2 separate regions of the Homo sapiens genome follow, and region 1 is linked to region 2. The links are chromatin contacts, found by Hi-C in ENCODE. All regions are on one chromosome and are shown on one strand. The core of a region is the stretch at or near the end of the contact, and the rest is flanking DNA. Distances in the headings are between cores, read along the strand shown. Region 1 has its middle 22 kb from the start of LINC00930. Region 2 holds the start of ST8SIA2 (ST8 alpha-N-acetyl-neuraminide alpha-2,8-sialyltransferase 2).

What was found. A loop is a pair of places that touch in the nucleus more often than their neighbours do. Pooled maps may share reads with other maps.
Region 1: a pooled map of heart right ventricle shows a loop between it and region 2 (1.9-fold over the local background). The contact joins the enhancer-like site here to the promoter of ST8SIA2 in region 2. A Hi-C loop is called at or near these places in 1 of 37 single-sample maps with no recorded cell type and 1 of 50 pooled maps.

The regions. Positions count from the first base shown.
Region 1 is chr15:92,590,627-92,598,088 of GRCh38, forward strand. No RefSeq gene overlaps it. Among named protein-coding and RNA genes, the nearest start is that of LINC00930, 22 kb to the left of the region's middle. Within about 2 kb of position 5,661, at least 2 of the 41 ENCODE cell types and tissues checked have a DNase peak (open chromatin) inside an H3K27ac peak, as active enhancers do.
Region 2 is chr15:92,391,636-92,398,569 of GRCh38, forward strand. It overlaps ST8SIA2 (ST8 alpha-N-acetyl-neuraminide alpha-2,8-sialyltransferase 2), which reads left to right and starts at 2,246. Exons shown (of 6, transcript NM_006011.4): 1 at 2,246-2,527. The coding sequence starts at 2,430.

The sequences.
Region 1 (7,462 bases), core at 4,411-6,910, 200 kb after region 2:
AGCTCCTATGTAAGTAGGCCCACCTCCTCATATAATTAGCTTTGCATTCAGGAGATTCAGGGCAAGTCTCAGAAGGTTCTGGAGCACTTTAAATCCATAAAATATAATGAGTGCTTACTCTGTTTCTGCATAACTAAGAGGGATGCTCAAGTGGGTTTTTCAAGGGAAGAAATTAGCTTATCTCAATTTAAAAATAAAATAAAATAAAACTGAAGTCAGCTATATTTACATTCCTTCTGTATGTTTGGTCCATTCTGTCTGCTTGGGGCCTGTGGTCTCCCTTTAGAGATCTTTTATTTACTCTGTATGTTCCATTAAAGAGTTTATTGCCTAAGCCAAAATTCTGAGATTTTTTTTTAACATAGGCAATGGGGCCCTCCATATTTGTAGTTGAAAAAGGACAATACTTTCCCATGGGCTGTTCTCCTGGAAACAGATTCTTAATGGAAACAAAAACCCTCAACCCTTGTATTCATGTACAGTATTGATAACATTCAATGCGGTACATGGCATAAATCTGAAAAAAACCAACCTCATTTCTACTCTGGGGCCACGATCATAGATTATATCCCATCTGGCTCCATTTCTCACTCTTTTTTAGGTGTTTGCAATAGTTGATTTGGATGATGAGGAAACTAAGTATGCCAAGCCGCAGTGGCCCTGTGTTGATTTGTCACAGACCCTCGACAGCAATCTCCAGGAAACAGTGAGGGGCAGGATTTTTTCTCTTGCTACCTAGCAAGTGATTGTGCCTTCTAATTAAACTCCTTGTGGCTGTTTCATAAGAACTCGAGTCCTAACCCCCTCCCCCACACCCCCAAAAATATTCCTGGTCAAAGAGTACCATGTCTTATCACAGTACTAATTATAAAAATCTCTTTGCCGTAAATAAACTTCAGATAAAATAAATCCTTGCTGGAGGACCAGAGTTTGTCCTGCAGACCCAGGGAGGAGAGTTGCACTGGGGAGAAGGAGAGATGGGGAGCAGGTAAATTACAGCTTTCACTTTTTATTATGTAGAGTCTCGTATTTAACATTTTTATAGTAAGCAGCTATTTTCATGCTTTTATAATTCTAAATTTTTTTAACTTTTAATGCCATTTCTTTCTTGATTACATCCAGTTATAGCTGTCTGGAGCTAATGTTGTATACGAGAACCAAGGATTTAAGTGTAGTGGTCTTAAGGACAATTGGCTTACTGTTTATTACTCCAAAGATAAATCTTTTAGGAATAACATGAGGCTGTAGCTTGCATTGAGTTTTGACTCCCATTGACAAGAAATGCTTTGAAATGTACTAAGATCAGTTCAGACCCCTGTATTGATGTATTCAGGAAGCCCATACTTTAACATCAAAGCAAAGGACATCAAAACTGTCTTTTATCAGATAAGATTTTCCAGTGGGGGTGAATAGGAGCATAGTCTAACACCCATTCATATTTGTTAGTGATTTGGAACCACTTTTAGATGAGCCAGATACAGTATAGATCCCCCATCACAGAGAAGTAGGGAGAGCTGAGTTCTGTTCTATGCAGATAACATGATTTCGTTGCCATAAATTAGAAATACTTTGATAGACAACTGGCCCTACTTCCAATCAGCTATTTTGAATTCTGGCCCCATAACTAATAGCCCTACACAGCATGTCAACACTTTTATTTACTGCAGTGACATTTTGAAAACATGTCTTTCTTTGAAGGATACAGGAAACTACTTTGCTCAAAGTTAATTGAGCATCTTATAATGATTTTCTGAAATGTGTTTGTAGGCTAAGAGGACATCTGGTTACACCTGTTCTCAGCATGATTCAGGCGAGAAGAAAAACCACTGTCAGCAGATACGTTTTAAAATGAGATATTGTGTTTGGTTTGGAAGAATCAAATAAAAAATTTAAACAGATTAAATTTAACCACACGTCACAGAAATGACTGAAGAATAGATCAAAGCTGCTTTCATAGTATAATATTTTTAATCGTGTGAGTTTTTGCACCAAAAAAAAACTGACATATTTTTATAATCTTTGTGGGGTTTTTTAACAGTAAGAATGATCGTGTGCGTTCCACATTTCCACATGTAACACGCTGCGCAAAGGAAGGCTTTTATTCCCACCTCCCTGAAATGCGCGTGTGCATTTTCCTTTTGAACACTGGTTTTTGAGGTACTGGAGACCTCTTGATGTAAGAGTTCTCCAAAATGTTCTTCAAACTAAGGCTTTTCATTAGATGAATGGAACTTGGAGATCTGGCAAGGATTATGCTGCAGCAAACCCATAGAATTATTTTCATGTCTGTGCTCTGCATTAACTTGTAATTCAACATCAGGATTACCTTTGCTTCTTATTTTTAACTAATGAGTCTGTTATGGGTCCAAAGCAAATAACAGAGGATGAGAGAAAAGAGTTCAAAGTGTTTAATGGTCAGAAGGCATCATGGCAACTGTCGCAATGGACTGAGAGCTAAGCCCCTGCGTGACTTGGCTCCTGAAGATGCTCACTGGGTGTTCTCCAGCTATACCCCTGCAGGTGCAGTCAATACACGCACAGAGCATCCACACTTTTCTTTCAAGGAGGATTGTCTAAAAATGCCTACTGAAGATTTTTTAAGTTAGATATTTACCTCCATTAATTCCTCCACGTGCCTCTCAGCGTTCATAAATCAACAGCTGAAAGATGTCTCCTAGAGTGCTAGGAAGGTACTAGGATGAGGACTTTGAAAGTTTCAAAGGGGCTTGTTTGGCATTGCTTTTTGTTGATTGGCTTGTTTAGGGGAAAATGTTGGCCCTGGCTGCTTCTGTGTGCTTTCTCAATTCCCTGTTCTTTCGACTTACGACCTCATTTCCTAAAGTTCAGGCCAACTCCGGCTGCACTGCATGTTAAAGCACCAGGGAATAAGAGCATCATGGACTAGTACTCCTGGGATTCATCAGGGACAATAAACTCACCCTAGCAAGAAAAGTGTGGGCATGCTCCTGACATACAGGACATCCTATTCATTTGGCACTCCCAAGATGACGTTGTTCAAGCTTTTGAAACCCATTGTTCATTTTGATTAACACAAAAATAACATACTACCCTTTGAAGTTTTTTGAAATTTCAAAATAAATTCAACCCATAACTCAGAAACAATTAAGGTAACAGGACTACACACTGACGACTTCTCAAACTCTACAATAGAAAGAAGGAAACAAAATGTTTGTTACTTACAGACTACATTATGATTATGCACCAAGATAATATAAAAGTACTGACTGTAAAATTCTTAGTATTCATAAAAATTAGGGAAGGGGTCAGATACAAGATAAAAATACAAAAATCTCCAAAATAAATACTGTTTCTATTCTAACAACAAGCAGAAAATATAGGGAGAAAAATGCATTCTTAAGAGTATTGGAAAAAAATATAAAGAACACTAATAAGAAATATCCAAGACCTATATTAAAAATGCAAACTTTTTACACAGATTAATTAAAGAGAATAGTCAATAGAGAGACATAACCTTGGGTTGCCATAATGAATGCAGCAATGCTATTAATCCTTGTTGTTAATCCTTGTAATTTTTCGGTGAAATGCAATCTGAATTAAATCCCAGTGGAATCTTTTTTTTTTCTTTGAATTTGATGAAAGTCCATCTGGAAGGGAAAAAAAGGATGAGAAGAGTTAAGAACTGCTTAAAGAATATCAAGGAGATACTGTCCCTAAGAGATATCTAACTGTATTATTCTTGATACAATAATTAAAACAGTGTGGTGCTGGTGGTACAAGATTCTGTAGATCATCCAATGAAGTAGAAACAGATAGTCCTGAGATCTATCATACATATTTTAAAAATTTAAATCTCAGAAAGGAATCACCAGGAAGAAATGGTTAATGGTTAAATTATCTGAAAGTAAAATTGGAAAATGTGGCTAAAAGGGGGGAAAATAATCAAGTTTGATCCCTCCCTCATACACTGAAATAAAACCCCAGTGTATTAAATGTAAAAAAAAGAATCCAAAAGTATCTAGAATAAAATACTGGCATATATTTAACTAGAGCCTGGATGAGCAAGAATTTTCTGAACATGAAGTAAATAAAAGTGATCTTAACAGAAGAGTGAGTTATTCTAAAACATCCAAACATCCTACATAAAATATAAAGAGAAGTGATAAATTGGTTAAAATATGAAAGAGAATGGAGAAAGAGTTAACAGGCTTAATGCCGCAAATCCTCTTAAAACATCAATAAAGAAAACAATCACGGGCAAACAGAGAACCCAGGCACACAATTCTTAGAAGTACAAGTATGTAACAAAATTCATGAGAAATGTTTGACATCAAGGTTAATCAGAAGAATGAAAACCAGCAAAATTAGACCATTTTCACAGTTCATAATTATATGTTTTAATTATATTTCCTGTTTATCAGGTGAAGTGGGGTGGGCATGGGAGAGCAAGGGCTATAGTTCTGGTCTGTTTTGAGAGAATCTGCCCCTGGGAAGCAGAGTTGACTGACAGCTCCAGCTATCCACCTCTTGGTGACCCCCCGCCAAAGCTTCAACATGACCAGGGTCCTCATAGCAGCCCACTCCTGCCTGTCACAGAATGGCCACCAGGCTTTGGTTTGGAGACTCCCTATCCCCTGCCCAAAGCTTTTAGAATCACACAGCAGTGGGAGACCCTTCCACAGGATCCTTTCCTTTCTTGCCTGCAGAAATGAGGGTCTGAGGCGCTCCTGCTAGTCCTGCCTCATCTCTCTTCATCTTTCACTGGCATTTCTCCCTAATTCCATTGCGTTGTGATGATGGGATTCATGCACCCTCATATGCTGCTAAGGAAAATGTAAATGAGCACAACGTTTCTGGAAACTATAAGTGATTGAATTATGACACTCCCTCATTCAATTGAATATTGGTGTGGTCAGTAAATATCAGGTTTGGGAAGAGCCCCAGCGAGGAAATTTCTCACATTATAGTCTTCAATGGATAAAGCAAGAAGCAAAACTACATCAATAACATGACATCAGCTTTAAAAACTATCACATGTAATAGACAGATCCACAGAAAAAAGAAGGGCAGCAAATTCACCAAGATTTATAGGACAGCTCCCTCCAAGGGTGCAACTGTGAATAATTTTTATGCTTCTGCTTATACTTTTCTGTATTTTCCACATTCTCTGCAAAAAAAAAGTATAAATTATTTCATAATCAGAAGATGTTGCTTTAAAAAAGTAAGATTAAACATAAGCCAAAACAAGAGGTAGCAAGAGTCCAGTGTGGGCCGAGCGGAAAGCGGGGCATTGAGGTGAAAGGAGGAGCCGTGCCTACCGGGGGAACTGGATATGCACAGGGCATGATCTGAACTGTCAGCGAAAATGAGGGCTTGTGAGAAAAATAGCAGGAAGTCCTAACAGAGAGCTTCAGGTCAGAACAGCAAAGAGCCTTCAGTGCCAAACTCACCGTGACAACCACCGAAGGTGGTTCTTTAGCGTCGTCAGTTGACCAACACTGCTTTCCCCATAGCTTTCCTCTGAATTCCCACATTAAAATATTCATCTAGAGAAAGGACCCACGCCCAAACCAGCCAGAAATACTTTGGATCTCAATGGCCGTGTTCGCTTGAACCTAATTCAGTGGGACAGCAGCTGTCTGGGAGACAGCCTCGGGCCGGAGCCAGCAGAAACACGGCCGCAGCACTGTCCTCACCTTCTAGACAGGGAGGTCAGACTTCCCCGGAAGAGGCTATTTCTCTGGATTTGTTTTTCCTCTGTTGCTTAATTTGTTTTTTCAGTTGTAAAAGAAGACATTTGGGAAAGATTCCATTTGCTTAAATTACACGCTGGTCACGCCTTCCAAGAACGTGACTCTGGATACTCGGCACATCGAGGGGTGCCCCTGTGTTGCCACTTTCTGGGATGTGCGGTGACCCTAAGATGTATTTTGAAGGTGGGGAGTCATGATAAGCAGAGTCAGCATAGATGCATTCCTGGGGTGCTAACCCCTCGAGAACTCTTTCTGGTAAAAGCACACCTGCTTCCCTCTCACATGGACAAGTGGGGCAGGGACCCATGACTCCCCATCAGTTCTTGAGAGAAGAGTGGCTGGGAATAGTTCCCATCTCCCCTTCTTCCGGTGAACACTGGGCCTGGAGAGACCTCTTCAGTTCAACCATGGGCAAAGACACAAGCAAAAATGAGAACAGAACACAAATCCCCGCCCCGACCTCGAAAAGCTGGAAGAACGTGCTTTTGGAAATGACCTTGAGCAATGTTTCTTAGCCATGTTTGAGCTTGTAGCTTGGGCAAATTATGACAGTTGATCTTCTAAAGAGGTTTCCATTTGGAAAAAATAATAACAAAGCCCTGGAATGCCTATGCTCAGAAGCCTACCAGTGCCACTGGGCTCCCTTGTTGTGCCTTTTTGGCTCTTAGGGAATCCTGCAGAGCCCACCTCCCTTGAGGACCTGCCTTTGTCTGCTCCTCTTTGCTTTTTACTCTTGTGTCTTATAACAAGCGACACCTGTCACTCTGAGACATAAACCATGTGAGGCCATGTGACCAAAGGTCCCACCTGGAGGAAACTTCCCTCCCCCTAGAGACACTATTCGCTGTCCAGGTAGGGCCTTCCTGGGCCACTGTGGATCTGACCTATCAGGAAGAGGGTCCCACAGTCCCCAAAGGCTGCCTGTTCCAATCTCCTTCCCTGCTAGGGACAAGGCAAAGAGAGAGAAGGAGGCCTGGGAAAGGGAGGGAGAGCAGGAGGGAGGTGGGCCAACCTCTCCTCTCCTCCTTTCTTTCAAGTATGAGTAGCAGGGCTATCTTCTTCCAGTCTATGCATCTTGGAAATTACAGGAGTTCTAGGGATAAATAAAAGCCCTTGGTACGTCATTCACTTTTACAACTAACCACTGAAGTCCTTTAAATTCAAGTTCTTAAAGGGCAGCCCTTCCCATCCAGGTACTTTTGGCAGGGCCTGCTGCAAGAAGTATTCAAAGCACAAGGCTTATGGTGGTCTCTCAGGTCCCAAAAGGCTGAGTCAAAGGCCCTTAAATCCTCAGGGAGGTGGGGAGACTACGTTTAGCTCAGGAGGCAGAAAAGTTCAACCCGTTCTTTGGGACCTTCCTCCCCACTCCCATTCTGTGCTCCACCCTCATTCCCTGAATACTTGGAATCAGCTGAGATGCTGTAATAGAACCACTTAGACGCTTTTTTTAACCAGGACCACAATAAGAAATACATCTTATGTGGGTACGCGTTGCACCTATTGGTGTACCTAGAGAGGAAATGTAAGTTTCACCAAACAATACTTACCCTGCTATGTGCCAGGCGTGCTGAAATTGTCTGTTCTCCTTTTATTCTCAATGGTGCAAGGCCTACTAAATTATTTCATACCTCACAGCTGGGTGGCAAGGAGAAATCTAAAAAGCACCCCCTTGGGAGATGGGTGGTGTCCCTGGGGCCCTCGGGCACTCTGTCAGCCTCTTCTTAGGTGTT
Region 2 (6,934 bases), core at 996-3,495:
TGCAGTAGGTAGAGAAGCAGAGAAGCAGAGAACAGAGGAGAGAAAGGTCAGTTTCTTCTTGCTCTTTTGGGGGATCTTATTAATCAATTATAAGTGAGCCAGGAGACCTTAGGTCTACTGCAGCTCAAATCCCCTATCATAATTAGACACCTGAATGTCTGTCTCCCTTGTGAACAGTGAGCCACTAGAGGGCAGGAAACCCGAGGTGTCTCTCTCCACTTGGTGTCTCTAGCTCCTAGCACAGAGCCTGGTACAAGGTAGGTTAAATATTGCTGCACGTTGGAGTGAGTGGAGGAGCGATTCAAATACAGAGCAGCATACCAGGCGCATCCTGTACTTTCCTCTCCCTATTCAGGTATCCCAACCATTCCCTTCAGAAAAACAAGGCAAAATGATGACAAAAACCACTCCACACCTCCTAAACCACCCTTCAAGCAAGACAAAGGGAAAGATTTTGGCATTTTGAAAACTTGAAATAAGGATGGTTAGACCCCGTGCCAGCCACACTGATGGGAAACTCTCCTTTGACGTCTCATCCCTGCCTCTAACAGACAGGGAGAGTGACGTCCAACATTGTTCTCCACATCAGAAAAACCTCACCCCAAGAAAAATACATGGTATTTTCGAAGTGCTTACTGTAAAAGGAGCAGGGTGCGCTGACTTCGCCAAGGAATGGGAAGGAAATGAAGCGCTGAGGTGGGAATTAGTACACGCTTCCTCTGGGGAAAAGACATCTGCTCCTGGCACTCCTCAAAGGAGGTGAGGCAGAGCTCTCCCTTGACGCTGTGCTGCTTCCCTAATCCATTCTCCAGGCTGGGTGATGGGACCTCTTCCTGCAGGGGAGAGCCTGCCCTGGCTCCCAGGGTCAACAAGGGCAGCAGCCCCCGGCTTGGAAGCCTCCCTCCTGCCCCTCCTTACACACGAAGGGGCAGAAGGGCTCTGGGCACAAGCAGTACTTTGGTAGAAAATCAGAAGGCCCTCTTACATCCCCGGGGGCGCCATGAAGGGACTTGGCTGCTGCCAGCCCCTCGCCAAACTCCTCTGAGTGGTCCAGGGGATAAGGCCGACACGCCCCTCCCATTCACTGGGGTGTGGTTTCCAGCACTTAGGACATTCCATGTAGCTTCTCCAACAGGACTCCTCCTCCCCACACTCAAACCCAAAGGACCCTTTCATAAACCAGATGATCATTTCTGGAAAGTTACATTTCTTAATTTCAGGAATTGTTCCAATTCGTGCAAAGAAAATAAAAGGTAATTATCTAATTCCAGTAAAACTTAATGGGGCCCTTCCCACCCCTGGCCAATGGTTGGTGTGAAATGTAATTTGACTTAAACTGTCTAAGGCTGTGAAAGTGTACAATATTCGGAAGGGTGGGGGGCATTACCCCTTGTGGGAGCCATATTTTTCTAGAAGGCATTTTGATCAAGACAGGCCTCCCGCGGTTATTGATCTTAGGGTCATTGAGAGTCCAAGAACTGGGGAGATGAAGGCCACCCGGCGTCAGCACCGCGAGGGCGGAGGGAAGGCGGGCGCTGAGTCTCCCATTGGGGTTCTAGCCGAGGGTTCCAGCCAGGACTGCGTGATCTGGGGGCAGCTCGGAGAGCTCTCCCGACCCAGTATCGGGTCTATAAATGGAGATAAAGATCAGCACCTGGAGGGAGTGGTTTCTCGAGGGCTGAGAGCCTCGCCCACAAACTGTAGTCAGCATCTTCACTGAAGTTGGCCTGTCTTGGATATTTCTTCTCTCCTCCCCTTCCCCCACCTCCCCTCCTAATTCATCAACTGCTGAAACATCTGCCTGGCTGAAACCGCCTTCTCGCCGCGCGCTGGGGGCTGTCCCCAGGTGTTGGTCTTTGTGTCGAGAAAACTTTGCGAGGAGGCGAGGGAGCTGGACAAAGAGCGGGCGAGGGAGGGCGTTTGCCAGCCTGAGGGGTGCGCCGGGCGGTGCGCGCACTTCCCTGGGCTCAGCTCCGTACCCGGTCGCTCGCGGTGGCCAGAGCCCAGTCTCTCTAGGCCAGGAGTGGCGTCCGGCTGCATCCCCGCGCCCTCGGGAGCTGAATAAAGCCAGGCGGGAGAAGCAAAGGCTAGCGCCTGGACGCTGGAGTTGGTGGGAGGAGGCGAGCAGAGGCGCGGAGCAAAGCTGTCAAACTGCGCGCGGAGCCGGGCGCGGGGCGGGGGAAGGGAGAGGAGGGAGGGAGGGGCAGGCGGGAGCCGGGAGGGAGCGAGCGGGCTCGCCGCGCCTGAGCAACCCCTGCCTGTCGCTGCCGCTGCCGCTGCCGCTGCCGCCGCCGGCCCGGACTCGTCCGGAGCGCAGGGTGTCTGCCCAGCTGCGCGCGGCGCGCGGAGGCTCCGGCGTCCGCCGCTGCGCCCTCCGGCCCCTGCTCCTCGCGCCGGCCCGCGTGGGTCCCGGCGGGCGCGAACCCACCATGCAGCTGCAGTTCCGGAGCTGGATGCTGGCCGCGCTCACGCTGCTCGTGGTCTTCCTCATCTTCGCAGACATCTCAGAGATCGAAGAAGAAATCGGGTAAATAGCTGCTCCCAGGCCCGTGCCACGAGCCCTGGCGGGATCTCTCCCTCCTTCTGTACTCTCCACCCTCCGACCCCCTTTGTGTGCGCCGCGCCCCGCTGTAGCTCCGCTGGAGAGATGGGGACGGTTTGGCAGAAGGTGGCGGCGACAGGGGCCCGGGACGGTTTGGGGAGAGGAGGGTGGGGGCGCGGCTGCTGTGGGGTGTCCCCGGGCGGGGTTCACGGGAAGCCCCCAGCTGGCCCGCGTCGGGAAGCGGACTCGCCCACCCTGCCCCCCTGCCTGGCGTGTCCAAGCGCAGTGTCGCCGGGGTCGAGGGAGGGCGCCGGGGAGTGTCTCGGGCGGGCGGAGGGGCCGAGAGTGGAGGGAGGCAGGAGTTTCTTTGTCTCCAGCACGGCCGCTTTCTCGCCTTGGCAAAGTGGGCAGGGGGCGCGCAGGGATCTCTGAGCTGGGGGAGGGGTTCCTGGGGCCGGAGCGGAGGGCGGGGTTCTGCATGGGCTACTGGGAAGCGGAATGTCCCCTGCACACACAGACAGGCACACGCGCCTCCCGCCGGCCCGGGAGCCCGGCGTAGGAGCTGGCACCACTAGAGAAGGGCTCGCATAGCTGGACTGAGACCCCCCGCCCTCGCCTGGCTTTGGACGTTCAGCCAAGCCACGGCAACCCCGGCGACCCTGGGTTCCTGTGCGCTCGCAGCGCGGAGACGGAGACATTTCGGGAAAGTCTGTACCGCCGCCCGGTGGGCTTCTGGGCCCTCAGGCGGGCGATCTGGCGCTTTTTTTCTCCCGACCTCGCCAGAGGTAGGGTGGGACCGCGAGCCCGGATCCTCCCGGCTCCGGACTTCCTGGAGTGCGCACTTGAGGCGCGGGACGCACCGGCTGTGTGTCCCAGGGGCTGAGACTCGCGCCCCGCCCCGCAGCCTTCGGCTCGCCGGGCCGGGCCCCTCTCCGGAACCTCCAAAGGGCGGTAGACGACAGGTGGGGAGGCAGCCGGGGTTCTGAGGAGGCCCGAGGAGAGCTTCCTGGCCCTGGGCAAGGGGAAGGTGAGGTCTCAAAGAGGGCAGAAGGTCTCTTCTTCTGTGGGATTTGTGCTCTGCCAGGCGCTCTTCTCGAGTCCCGCGCCGCGTGCGCCCCTCCTTTGTCCCATTTGTTACTTCATTTGTTATCTGTGCTAGTTGAGGGTCCGCCACACTGTCAGTCCCTCAAATGGGAGATGCCAGTCCTGGGCCCAGGCGGGATGCCGAGGCCCCAAGGACAAAAACTTGTGACAAGTGCCGCTTCCTGCTCTCATTTTCTCCCTGCCCCTGCCCATCTCCCTGGAATTCCTTCTGTGAACTCCGCTGGGCTTCCAGAACCCCTCTCCCTGCCTCTTTCTCCTCTCATTCTCGGTTTCCCCAAGAGCTCTGAAAACTTTCACAAATGCTGCGCAGTTAATACACAACGTGCCACCAATTCCCACGCAGAGATAAACATGCTACTTTTCATAGCTGCTCGCCTCAGAAACGTGGATTGGAAAGGAAATCGGGCAAGTCACGTCTTGGGGTAATGGAAGATGCGGTGAGGAGGGCCTTCCTCTAGGCTCTCCGGCTTCTGATTCCGGATGTGGGCACTGCCCGGCTCAGATCACTTGCTGACCTTTGCCCATGTGAGAGGGAAGGCCCGGCGCTGCCCATTGTCCTGTTATAAAAACATAAGTGCTGTGCTTATCCAGGCACCCCTAGGTCAGCCATTCACTGAATTCTTACCAAATACCTTCCACATGCTGGGAACTTTTAATTTTTAAAATGCAATCAGGAGATCACTTTGCACATAATGTTGCACTTTCTTGCCAAATGCACGGTGAAGCCTACGCTCCCCACATCAGGTTGTTCCCATATATGTACGCACCCCGGGGACTTGTCTCACTTGAGTGCTCCCTGCTTCTTTTTATCCTGTCTCTGCTGGGCCAATCCTAGGAAAAAACGGTCAAACAAGTACGATGTGTCACCTCCTGTGGCATCTTCCTTCCCTCTCTTGCCTCTCGTCCCAGGCTGACCACTGGCTTGACCAGTCCTGACCAGGCCTAAGACACCCTCTCTCCCAGGCTGATGTAGCTGCCTTAGGTCAACACTGCATATGCCTTTCGACTGGGATGGGCACTCTTGCCCCACCCACGGTCAGCCCCACACATGTTTAATCCAGAGGAATGGAGGCATATTTTGGGATTCACCATGGCTGGAGGAGTAAACACATGGGCAGAGCATGGGAATCCCAACAGCACCTTCTGTCTGCTTACAAGTGAGGGGTTTCTTTTTGTTTGTTTGTTTTTGTTTTTTTTTTTGTCTTTTCTTTTTTTCTTTTTCTTTTTTTTGAGACGGAGTCTCATTCTGTCGCCCAGGATGGAGTGCAGTGGCACAATCTCGGCTCACTGCAACCTCCGCCTCCCGGGTTCAAGCAATTCTCCTGTTTCAGCCTCCCGAGTAGCTGGGATTACAGGCACCTGCCACCACACCAGGCTAATTTTTGTATTTTTATTAGAGACGGGGTTTCACCATGTTGGCCAGGCTGGTCTCAATCACCTCAGGGGATCTGCCCACCTCAGCCTCCCAAAGTGCTGGGATTACAGGCGTGAGCCACCCCTCCCGGCACAAGTGAGGTTTTAACACTAAATTCATTCTTGGAATTACCCCAACTTTGGGCAGCTGGGCTCAGTGCCCAATAAGAGCCTTGGCACAGTGGCCAGTGAGGGGCGTCAAGAGGGCTCCGCCTTCCTCACCATATGCCTTCCTGGAGACCTCGAATCATACTCAGGCACAAGAGGCTTTTGCACCAGCCCTGCCCCTCCATCCCCAACTCACTCCGGACCTGTGCTAGGGAGGATTACAGATGATCTGCGCGTGTCGGCCCCTGGGAGAAAGCGATGGCTCTGTAAAAGGATGGCTGTTTCTGGAAAGTAATGAACAGTGGGACCCTGTGATCTGTTGGAAGGAAGGAAAGATAGAAGGAACCTCTTTTGGGGGTAACTTTTTCAAGGATTAAGGAATTTTAAAAAGTGAAAGAAGAAAGTGAATTACATGTGTATTATCTGGAGGGATAAAACTGAGATTTACTTTTCTGAAGCTTTTGATTCTCTTTTTTTTATAAAATGAGGCTTTTAATGTGGTGGTCTCAGAGGTCCTGTCCTGCCTGAAAAGTTATACATCATGAATTGAGGGGCAGGGCTTTCTTTGAGGGGAGTTTTCTGAGACACACATCTCTTTTCCTTAGTGATTATTTTCCAAAGTTCCATTTCTGACTCTCTTGCTCTCATTGAGCTGGAGCTGACTAAGAAAACAAAATGTAGAAAGATAAGTTCTCTGCAAAGCACCTAGAGAGTCCTGCCTGGTAGCCAAGGAGTGAATTCAAATTCTAAGTCAGAAATTGGGTGGGGCTTTGGTAAAATAGGCCCTGATCAATTCATGCACACTCCCAAGTTTTAGATCCAATTCGACCAAGTTGTAAGCTAAAATCTTCTGATTGTTTCTTGGCCTTTAATCTTGAGTGTAACTTCCACTAGGGGATTGTGAGGCGTAGCTGTCTTGCCCATCATGGTGTCCATGGAACTGGGCACACAAGGCATTCAATAAACATCTGTTGGATAAATATTTTCCTGAGTCTGGCACAGTGATGGGCACACACAGCATCCTTGGGCAAAGTTGAAACTCAGAGCTGGCCGGGAACGGTGGCTCACGCCTGTAATCCCAACACTTTGGGAGGCCGAGGCAGGTAGATCACCTGAGGTCAGGAGTTCGAGACCAGACTGGCCAACATGGTGAAACTCCATCTCTACTAAAAGTACAAAAATTAGCCAGGCATGGTGGCGGGTGCCTGTAATACCAGCTACTCGGGAGGCTGAGGCAGGAGAATGGCTTGAAACCTGGGAGGAAGAGGTTGCAGTGAGCCAAGATCACGCCATTGCACTCCAGCCTGGGCGACAGAGCGAGACTCCATCTCAAAAAAAGAAAAAAGAAAAGAAAAAGAAAGAAAGAAACTCACTGAGCCTTGGGACAAGAAGAGAGCATAGGGCTCTCCCTGTAGAAACCTTTCCTTTTTATCAGCTAGGGTGAATTTGACACTGAGAAATAACATCACTAATCTGAGATCACAGCCTGGCTGGTTAAGGGCAGAGCAGGCTTGCACAGGTCTCCTCTTTTGTAACCCAATGTCCTAATCCTCATATTAGTTCCTCTACCCATAAAGGAATTACAGAAATCTTGTTAAAGAGAAGTTGAGTGACTAGTAAAGATAACAATAGCAATTATGACAACGGTGAAGATGATGATCACGGTTAGCATTTACTGAGTGCTTCCTAAGAGCTAAGAGCTACTCCAAGTGCTTTATAGATGTTAACACATTCCAGCCTCATGGCAATCCAGTGGTCACCTGCCAG